Linked DNA regions of Homo sapiens: region 2 is linked to region 1. The links are chromatin loops, found by intact Hi-C in ENCODE. Cell type or tissue: mammary epithelial cell. All regions are shown on one strand. Links, peaks and the distances in the headings refer to the core of each region. The heading gives the core; the rest is flanking DNA. Region 1 has its middle 6.6 kb from the start of KCNG2. Region 2 overlaps PARD6G (par-6 family cell polarity regulator gamma).

Region 1 (4,386 bases), core at 152-4,151:
CTCACATGCACGTGCATGCACACACGCACCCACACATGCATGCACGCACACATGCACACAGGCACGCACTCACATGCAAACGCATGCACACGCACGCACACACACATGCACGCACAGACATGCACACACGTGCATGCACACATACATACACCACACCCACATGCATGCACGCACTCATGCACACTCACACCATGCACATGCACGCACACTCGTACACACGCATGCACTCACACATGCACACACGTGCACACACGCACTCTCACACGTGCACGCCTGCACACTCGCACACTCAAGCACACTTGCACACGCACTCCCATCTCACAGACCTGGGCACACAGGCACATACGGGTGTGAGTCAGCAGCACGGGTGGGCTCACCACAGAATCTGAGCGAGGCACCTCCCACGGAACCTCCGTGCCCTCCCAGGATGGAAACCCCACGGCTCCGCTGCTCCCAGGGGGCCCCGCATGCCCCCCGCCGCGGGGGCAAGACGTGAACAGGCCAAGCACTGCCCTGAGCGGCACAGGAGGCCCTGGAGCCCGGCCGGCTCAGGCTCCCCGCAAGGAAAGCAGCCCATCCACGGACCAGGCCTTAGAGCCACGGGCGCACAGCGCGGTGCACACGCGAGAGGCAGAATGAGGAACGGGCTCGCGGGCTGGACGCTGGCGGGGACAGGAGCCTCCACAGGGGCCGCTGCGGGAAATTCCCGGGCCCCAGGCTTTTTGCGCAGGGACCTCGTCTTGTCCTTGGTATTCCAGAGGCCATGACCAGACTCTAGTCTCATAAGAAGTACAGAAATTCCTAAATTGCTCAGAGGTGCCTCCTGTGCCAAGGAAGGGGACGTCCGTGCCCCTCCTTGTCCCGGGGAGCACGGCTCCATGGCGCCCGCTGTGGAGCTGCGGTTCTCACCATGGGCAGGTGCGAGGCCGTAGACTGGTGTGGTCAGACCAGGGGACTCCTGCGTTCACCCTGGGCCCCGGAGACTAGTGATCCCGCTCCCCAGCAGAGCACCGCCAAAAGCCCCGGGTGCCGGAGCTGTCCTGCAAGAATGAACGGGCAGGAGACACAAGAGCGTGGCGGGGCCTTCCGAGGATGCGGTGCAAGGGCGCTGTTAGCACCCACGCGAGGCGGCAGCGCATGGAGGAAGCCTCCCATCGTAAGCGCGTTTCTGCCTGAAATGCACGTGTCCTTATAGGCAGCGGTCTTGCCACTCATGGACGGAGAGGCAGCATATGTTTAAAAGATGAGCACACAAAGGACTGTGCACCTGCCGCGGAGTGGCGTCCTCTGGGAGAAGCTGGAGAGTTTGAAGGGGTGGACAGGAGGCGGGAGACAGGGGAAGACGGAGCTCAGACCTGTAGGGGCTGCTGTGCTGGCCCAGAGTGTCCAGGGTTTGGGAGTGGAGGAAGGAGGCAAGTCTTTTCCAGTTAGGGAGAAACCACACAGACCCTGAAACCCGGTCCCCACATGCAGACCCAAAACCCAGTCCCATCCCAGGAGGCTGGGCCACCACCGTTGTGGGTGCTGAGTCCCTTACTTTCTGCCTCACCCGTTCCACTGAGCCTCTTTCGCGCCACCCTCACTGTCATTTGCAGGAAACACCTGTTCTCTCCATGCACCTGCTCTGATGCACTGACTTGTTACCGGGAAGGTGGCTGCTTCCAAGGCAGGCCAAGATGCCTGCGGCTTGTTATTCGTCTGAGAATGGCTCCTTGCTCTAACGGGGTTTGAGGGACAGACGGGACTGCTTCCTTCCCTCCTTCCTTCCTTCCCTCCCTCCCTCTCTCCTCTCTCTCCCTCCCTGCCCCCCCCCTTCTCTCCCTCTCTCTCTCCCTCTCTGGTTTTCTCTCCCTCCCTCTCATTCTCTCTAGCACTTTCTCCCTCCATTCTCCCTCTGATTCTCCCTCTTTCTCAGTGCTGCCTCCTGCCTCTATGATCTGAACAAATTTTCTGTGGAGATCGAAGTTGGTAGGGGGCAGGGGGTGGCAGCCTGTGTTTTTGGTAGAATTTCAAGCACGTTTTACAGGAGGAGCTGACACTGTCGGGCCATTATCTTTCCTGAGCAATGACAGCAGCACCTCCTGGCCTTGGGTCTTATCATCATATTGTTCCCGAGTGTGGCTTTCAATGCAGCTAATTACATAGGTTGTTGTTTTCTTCCACAGAGTTTTCCAGCCTCTCCAGGGCAGAGGCTGTGTCTGGTGAATGTCCAGGCACTGCAGCGCCTGGCACACGGCACTGGGTAGGTGCTTAACACAACATGTGAACAAATATTTATTGAACTACATAAAGGTAAACCACTCCATTCACAGAAGAGAAATATCTCTGTTGAGAATGTCATGGATGCCACGTAATTGGGGAGCAAAAGGAAGCCCCAGTCACCCACAACCTTTCACAGCACACGGTGCAGGGCTGGACAGTGCAAATAACTTACAGGGGTTTCCTCATCAAATCCAAGGCCATTTCCCAGAACTGTGACAGTAGTGAAATGGAATGTTACATTCACAGCACAAAATTGACAGAGACAGAAAGGACGTCTGCATTCCACTGTGGGTTTAAATGAAACGGTGAGATGCTCGGAGGAAGCGCCGGCTGCTTGCTGCATCAGGAACGTTTCGTAATAGCAAAGGCACTATCGGGAAGCGTTACGTAAGCTGTCCATTAAGGACACTGATTAGGAACGTTCAGAAATATGAAAACCGCATAGCATTGTTTGCTGGCCTCAACCACATGCAGCTTGCTTTCAGCAAGAGGGAAGGAAGTGATCACAGAAGGTGCAGGTCACTGCTGGGATGCCCCCTGGGCTGAGATAACTGAACGTATGAAACTGCTCCCTTGCCAACAGCTCGGTAAGAACGCAAGTGCTCGCGTTACAAAAGAATTTGGCATGAAGAGCTGTTCGTCAGAGAGCCCACCAGAGTCGTGTATACGTTTGAATCCACTTCCAACGTTTTAATTTACACAAATTTCAGGAGCACACTATTAGCCGAGTGGAAGGTGGTCTTATCCTCTGCACCACACGTGGGTCCGAGACCCCAGAGCACAGTCGTCTCCCTCGCCAAGAATGCACTCGGCAGCCAGGGACTCGCAGAGTGAACGTGTGCGGGTTTCAGTGGACCGCTTCCCATCTGGAGCTCAAGTTAAGATGAGGAAGTAGAATCACAGTAAATGAGGAGTTAGGGAATTTAGGGTAGAGATTAAAGTAATGAACAGAGGAGGAGGCCTGAGACAGCTGCAGAGAGACCCTGTGTTCCCTGTGAGGTGAAGCGTCTGCTGTCAAAGCCGGTTGGCGCTGAGAAGAGGTACCGGGGGCAGCACCCGCCTCCTGGGAGAGGGATGGGCCTGCGGGCACCTGGGGGAACCGCACGGACACAGACGACACTATAAACGCGGGCGAGACATCAGGGACCGGGAAACAGAAGGACGCGCGTTTCGAGCAGCTGCCCAGTGGGCCACAAGCCCCGCCACGCCACAGCCTCTTCCCCTCAGCACGCAGAGAGGGAGGCTGCAGATGCCAGAAACGGGCCCCTGTCTCCCATGAACAAGAAACAGAAAAAAAGGAAGAGAGCAGAGAGCCAGGCAGATGTTCAGGAGAATGAACGTGTCCGAAAGACAGACAGAAGCCCGGGGACTGACGTCCGTGGGAGCTCCTCCCGCACTGCAGAAGGTGAGTTCCTGGGTCCCCTCAGTACCACGCACGGGGAAGGCAGCGGGCGGAGGTCGGGAGGGCTGAGGGACACAGGTTTCTCGGTGGGGTGGTGAAAATGCTTTAAAATGGATGTAGCAACGGCTGCACGCGCTGAATAAACTGAAAACCACTGAATGGTGCAACTTAAATGGGTGACTTGTATGGTGTCAATCCTATCTCGGAAAAGCTGCAGAATATATCATCTTATTTTGAAAATCAGCCAAGATATGAAAATTATAGTAAATGTCTAGAAGAAAATGACTAATTTGGAAAATACTAGTAAAGAAAGTAATTTGACATCTAAGTTTATGACAGTACCACCCACTTCCTCATTTCCACCTTCAGTGAACACTTGCGGACAGCATGCTTCAGAGCCCGGCCCATGCCAAGGCCCAAGGACACAGATAAGAAGGTGCCCCTGCCCAAGAGGCTTAGCACCCAAGACAGATAAGCCAGTGGACACAGAGGCTTGCTATTCGTTTTCTTTTCTTCCTTTCTTTCCTTTTCTTTTTTCTTTTTAATTTTTTTCTTTTTTTTTTTGAGACAGGGTCTCTCTCTGTCACCCAGGATGATGTCCAGTGGTGTAATCACAGCTCACTGTAGCCTCCAACTCCTGGGGCTTAAGTGATCCTCCCACCTCAACCTCCCAAGTAGCTAATATTACAGGGATGTGCCATCACATTCAGCCAATTTTTCAA
Region 2 (4,386 bases), core at 298-4,297, 370 kb after region 1:
CTGCCCGCCTTGGCCTCCCAAAGTGCTGGGAATACAGGTATGCACCACTGTGCCTGACCAGCAGGTGCTCTTTAAACAAGCTGTTCGAGGGGACGAGGGTTCACCCTCCGGTTTGTTTGAAACAGGAGGTCCTTGAGCTCACGCTGAGCAGCTTACCTTTCCAGAAATGGGCAAGCTGGAAATCAGCTAAGTAGGTTCATACTTTCAGTAGGAATGGTACACATTAAGTATCTTAGTGCATTTGGGAACTGGCCATTAGTGCAGCCTTACACCATTTTAATAAACTATTCAGACCGTGTGAGTTTTAGTGCTGCCATAAAAAACTTCATACTAGTGCCAACTTTTAAAATGCAAGGATCAAAAGTTGACCCTACCACACTTAGTTCATACTTGCATCCTTTAAAAACATTCCACAGAGGTGCAGGTAACTTACATGTCCTTCTGTTGGAAAATTTAGATTTTCGCTAATATAGATTTCACAACAATCATGGCATTTTTTAGATACTTTTGCACCTTGCCACAAAACTCTCACTCGCTGTGATCATTTTATGTGAAACCATAAAATATTAAATACCCTCACCAAATTGTGAATAAATTTGCCATATGATGTGGACTATCAGGTCAGGGAAACCCAAGCCTGAGGCCACACCCGGCTGGCAGCCAGGGGCACATGTGGCCTCTGCTTACACTTAAGCCTCGTATCTCATCCTGCTGAAAGCGGACATTAGTTTTGGAGAGTGTACCCAGTGTTGGCACTTGACTCCTGCCTCATCAGACTGTGGGGGTCAACTGTCCAGCTGCCGACAGTCCAGAGTTGCTGTGGGGACTCAGCAGGTGGCGAGTACTTGTGAAGCTCCTAGTAGGGTACCTGTGCTGCTTCCAGGATGCTGGTGCTCAATGTGATCACATCTGTAATTTGCTGAGTAACTGAATTTGTAATTGTAATTTGACTCTTGATGGCTGCCAGAACGACAGTGTTAATGAAAACCGTGCCAACCAGGGCACATTTAGGAAGGACTGTGTGCTGTATAAATATTCAGAAAAGCTTTTTCAAAAAGACTTCGAGAGAGGGTTCTGGACTGTCATCTGTCTATCTGATGAGCTTGGGCCCATTTTCTCATCTGCGTCCCTCAGAGAGTATGTGCGGATTCCGTGAAAGATGGTACATGATAAGCACTTGATAAATCTGTCATTCTCTTTGAGGGATTACTTTATCTCTGGTATTCTCTTCCACTTAGAACACAGGTGAAATATTCATGCATTTTGTTTACTCAAAAGTCAAAAAAGTTTTTATTCTCTGATATATAAAACCAAGAAAACTTTAATACATAATATGCATAGTTTTGTTTTTTTAAAAGGAGAAAGTGGCAGAAGTACAGACCTGTGTAGAAAAATACACCCAAGCAGCTGTTCTAAGCAGTAATTCCTAAAATTATGAATAGCACACAAATCTCAGTGAAAGCCTCATTTCTTAAAAAAAAACTCACATTTGCTTAACAACTTAAAATGTGATAAGAAATATAACCTTCCTTCTTGATAGCCGACCCAGTTATATAACAGACATTCAAGAATCAGCAATAACTTAGTAAAAGAACATTTCCTTTGTGAGGGTAACATTATTAGTTTTAGTTCCACAAAAACTGCTTCTGACTGCTGGGGCACTGAACGACATGCCCTTCATCAGAGAGCAAGTCCGGGGGGTGCGGATCCTCACCGGAGAGGTCATGGGGAAGCATCTTTGGTCTTCTCTTGCTTAGGAACAAAGGGCCAGCAATCCATTGCATACAAATAACATCAAACACAGGTGCAGGAATTCACAACTCCTCAGCAAAAGCTATTTCTTAAAAATAGAACTTGCTTTTCACTTAATATTCAGAAAAAATGAAAATGCTGAGATGCAGTTTTCCCTCTTAGCAGTTCCATGTTCACGAAGTCAGGACAGTTCTGCCACTGACCAGCAGGTGGTGCTGGACCACAAGGAGAAGCAGCGGGAGGTACGCAGCTCCGACAACCTAGAAAAATATTTCTTTACCTGTATCTGTATGAAAGATTTGGTCAGAGTTCTCAAAGTATAAATGTAACATTTTATTCAAGCAAAACACATTATATAAAATTTAATTGTATCAAATAGGAATTTTTAAAATTACTAAATATATAAACGTTGCTGGAAGATCAACATAAAGTGAGGATGAATTTAGTATTTGTTAAAAATCACTAAGTTCCACGTGACTTCTTATAGTTAAAAGTGAGAACTGCCAGTGACCATTCTAGAAATGAAAATTAGCATGTATTGTGACTTACTAAAAGAAACGTCTGTTTCAGAAAACAAAGATGAGAACTCACGTGCAAATGACTGCATTCTCAAAGACATTGCTGGACATGTGCGATGCTTATCCTTCATTTCTGCTGAAAACATTTCCGAAATCGCCCTCAGAGTCAGTCAACCCACAGGAAAAGGGTCATCTTAGAGGCAATAGAGGCTTACATCCCAAATGGGACTGCTGAGCCCAGTCCAGCAGAGCTGCTGCTTCCTACCCTGGATTTCCCCTTGAGGCTGAATGGGCCACCTATGTGGGTCACAAAAATAGCCCCTGGTCTGGTGCTGTGGCTCACGTCTATAATCCTAGCATTTTTGGAGGCTGAGGGGGGACCGTATCACCTGAGGTCAGGAGTTCAAGACCAGCCTGACCAACGTGGTGAAATCCCATCTCTACTAAAAATACAAAAATTAGCTGGGTATGGTGGCATGTGCCTGTCCCAGCTCCTTGGGAGGCTGAGGCAGGAGAATTGCTTGAACCCAGGAGGCGGAGGTTGCAGTGAGCTGAGATCCCTCCAGCTTGGATGACAGAACAAGACACTATGTCTCAAAACAAACAAAAAAAAGCCCCGGAACAATTCCACAGCTGCGGGTGCCATAAGTGTGCTGGTGGGAGCTCTCCTGTCCCAACCGAATTATGACTATGAACAGTGTGAAAATCTGGAATTCATCTCCATGGTTGTACATGGACAGGTTTGGGTGTATTTTTTTTTTTTCCCGAGACAGAGTCTTGCTCTGTCACCCAGGCTGGAGTGCAGTGGTGCGATCTCAGCTCACTGCAACCTCTGCCTCCCGGGTTCAAGCGATTCTCCTGCCTCAGCCTCCCAAGGTAGCTGGGATTACAGGCGCCTGCCACCACACCTGGCTAATTTTTATATTTTTAGTAGAGACAGGGTTTCACCATGTTGGCCATGCTGGTCTCGACCTCCTGACCTCGTGATCAGCCCACGTAGGCCTCCCAAAGTGCTGGGATTACAGACGTGAGCCACTGCACCTGGCTGCATTCGTTATTAAAAACCAGCCTCTTGTCACGTACATCAGCACAGTCGGCCTCGCCTGCAAGTCAGCAGAGAGCACAGCAAGAATGCTGAGATATGTTGCATGGGCCAACTTACTTAAAAACATGAATTTGACTATTTTAAAAAAGTAATTTTAAAGCTTCACTTTAAAAACAAAGTATTTGTAAAAATTTTAAAAAGCATTTTTTTGCACTTGGTCAGATCTTTTCTATCACTTTGCAAAGGCGCCAAGACCTGCACTCAGGCCTGGTATAGAGTGTCTCTACAGGCGTTCATTTTAAGTTCTGTGGCGAAATTCTATAAAAATAGGCAATACTTGTGTTTTTATATCCGGAAGTTGAAACAAAGAGCAGCGTTGTTTTTGTGGTCACAAAAACAACAAAAAATGAGCGGATGCAGTCTGCAGGTCCTGTCCCTGTCCTTACCGGGGAACTGGAGCTAGGATTTGGGGGCCTCTCGGGAGTCTAGAGCGTGACCGCGGGCCCGTGCTCCTCCACGCCGCCTGGCGGCAGCGCCAGGCTGTGACGGGGGTCGGCCCGCAGGGAGCTGAGCAGCCGCTGGAGGCCGCCGTCCAGGGCCAGGTCCCGCTGCAGCCGCTGCGCCAGGCCCGCGCCATTGACCCGGGAGAGGCTGCCTGCGGGCGCGCCCGGGGTCTGGGGGGGACGTGCAGGCTCCAGTGTGCCCTCGATGACGACGTCGTTGTCCTCATCGCTCTCCGCCTCGTCGGGGTGGAAGTTCTGCAGGACGCGCGGGGCGGGGGGACCCACGAAGCCCGCGGTGCCGTCCGAGGGCGGTCCCGAGCTGCCCAACGCGCGGCCGCCGCGCACCACGTTGTTGCGCTGGTTGGCGGGCTTGACGGTGACGATGAGGTTGTGGCTGTTGGCGATCATCATGTCCGTGACCTGGTCCAGCGTCTTCCCGGCCACCTCAATGCCGTTCACCTCCAGGACCTCGTCATTCACAGCCAGCAGCCCGGTGCTCTCCGCCAGGCCCCCGGGTACCATGCGCGAGATGAAGATGCCGGGCACCTTCTCCAGCCCGTGCGGGGTC

The links. A loop is a pair of places that touch in the nucleus more often than their neighbours do. Peaks named below come from ENCODE experiments on the same cell type or tissue, not always from the same donor. Only the 100,000 strongest peaks of a DNase experiment are listed, where the experiment ranks them.
Region 2: it touches region 1 in a loop (5-fold over the local background); 7 of 110 quality-filtered maps call a loop at or near these places.

Annotation. Positions count from the first base shown.
Region 1 is chr18:79,789,135-79,793,520 of GRCh38, forward strand. No RefSeq gene overlaps it. Among named protein-coding and RNA genes, the nearest start is that of KCNG2, 6.6 kb to the right of the region's middle. In mammary epithelial cell, for the core only: no CTCF peak of the experiment used is centred there; a DNase peak (open chromatin) is centred at 2,597; H3K27me3 peaks cover 167 bases.
Region 2 is chr18:80,155,971-80,160,356 of GRCh38, forward strand. It overlaps PARD6G (par-6 family cell polarity regulator gamma), which reads right to left. Exons shown (of 3, transcript NM_032510.4): 3 at 1,262-4,386. The coding sequence ends at 3,801. All of the region lies in intron 1 of PARD6G-AS1 (PARD6G antisense RNA 1), which reads left to right. Among named protein-coding and RNA genes, the nearest start is that of PARD6G-AS1, 10 kb to the left of the region's middle. RefSeq lists a silencer at 3,780-3,849. In mammary epithelial cell, for the core only: a CTCF peak has its summit at 1,956 (motif pointing right); no DNase peak of the experiment used is centred there.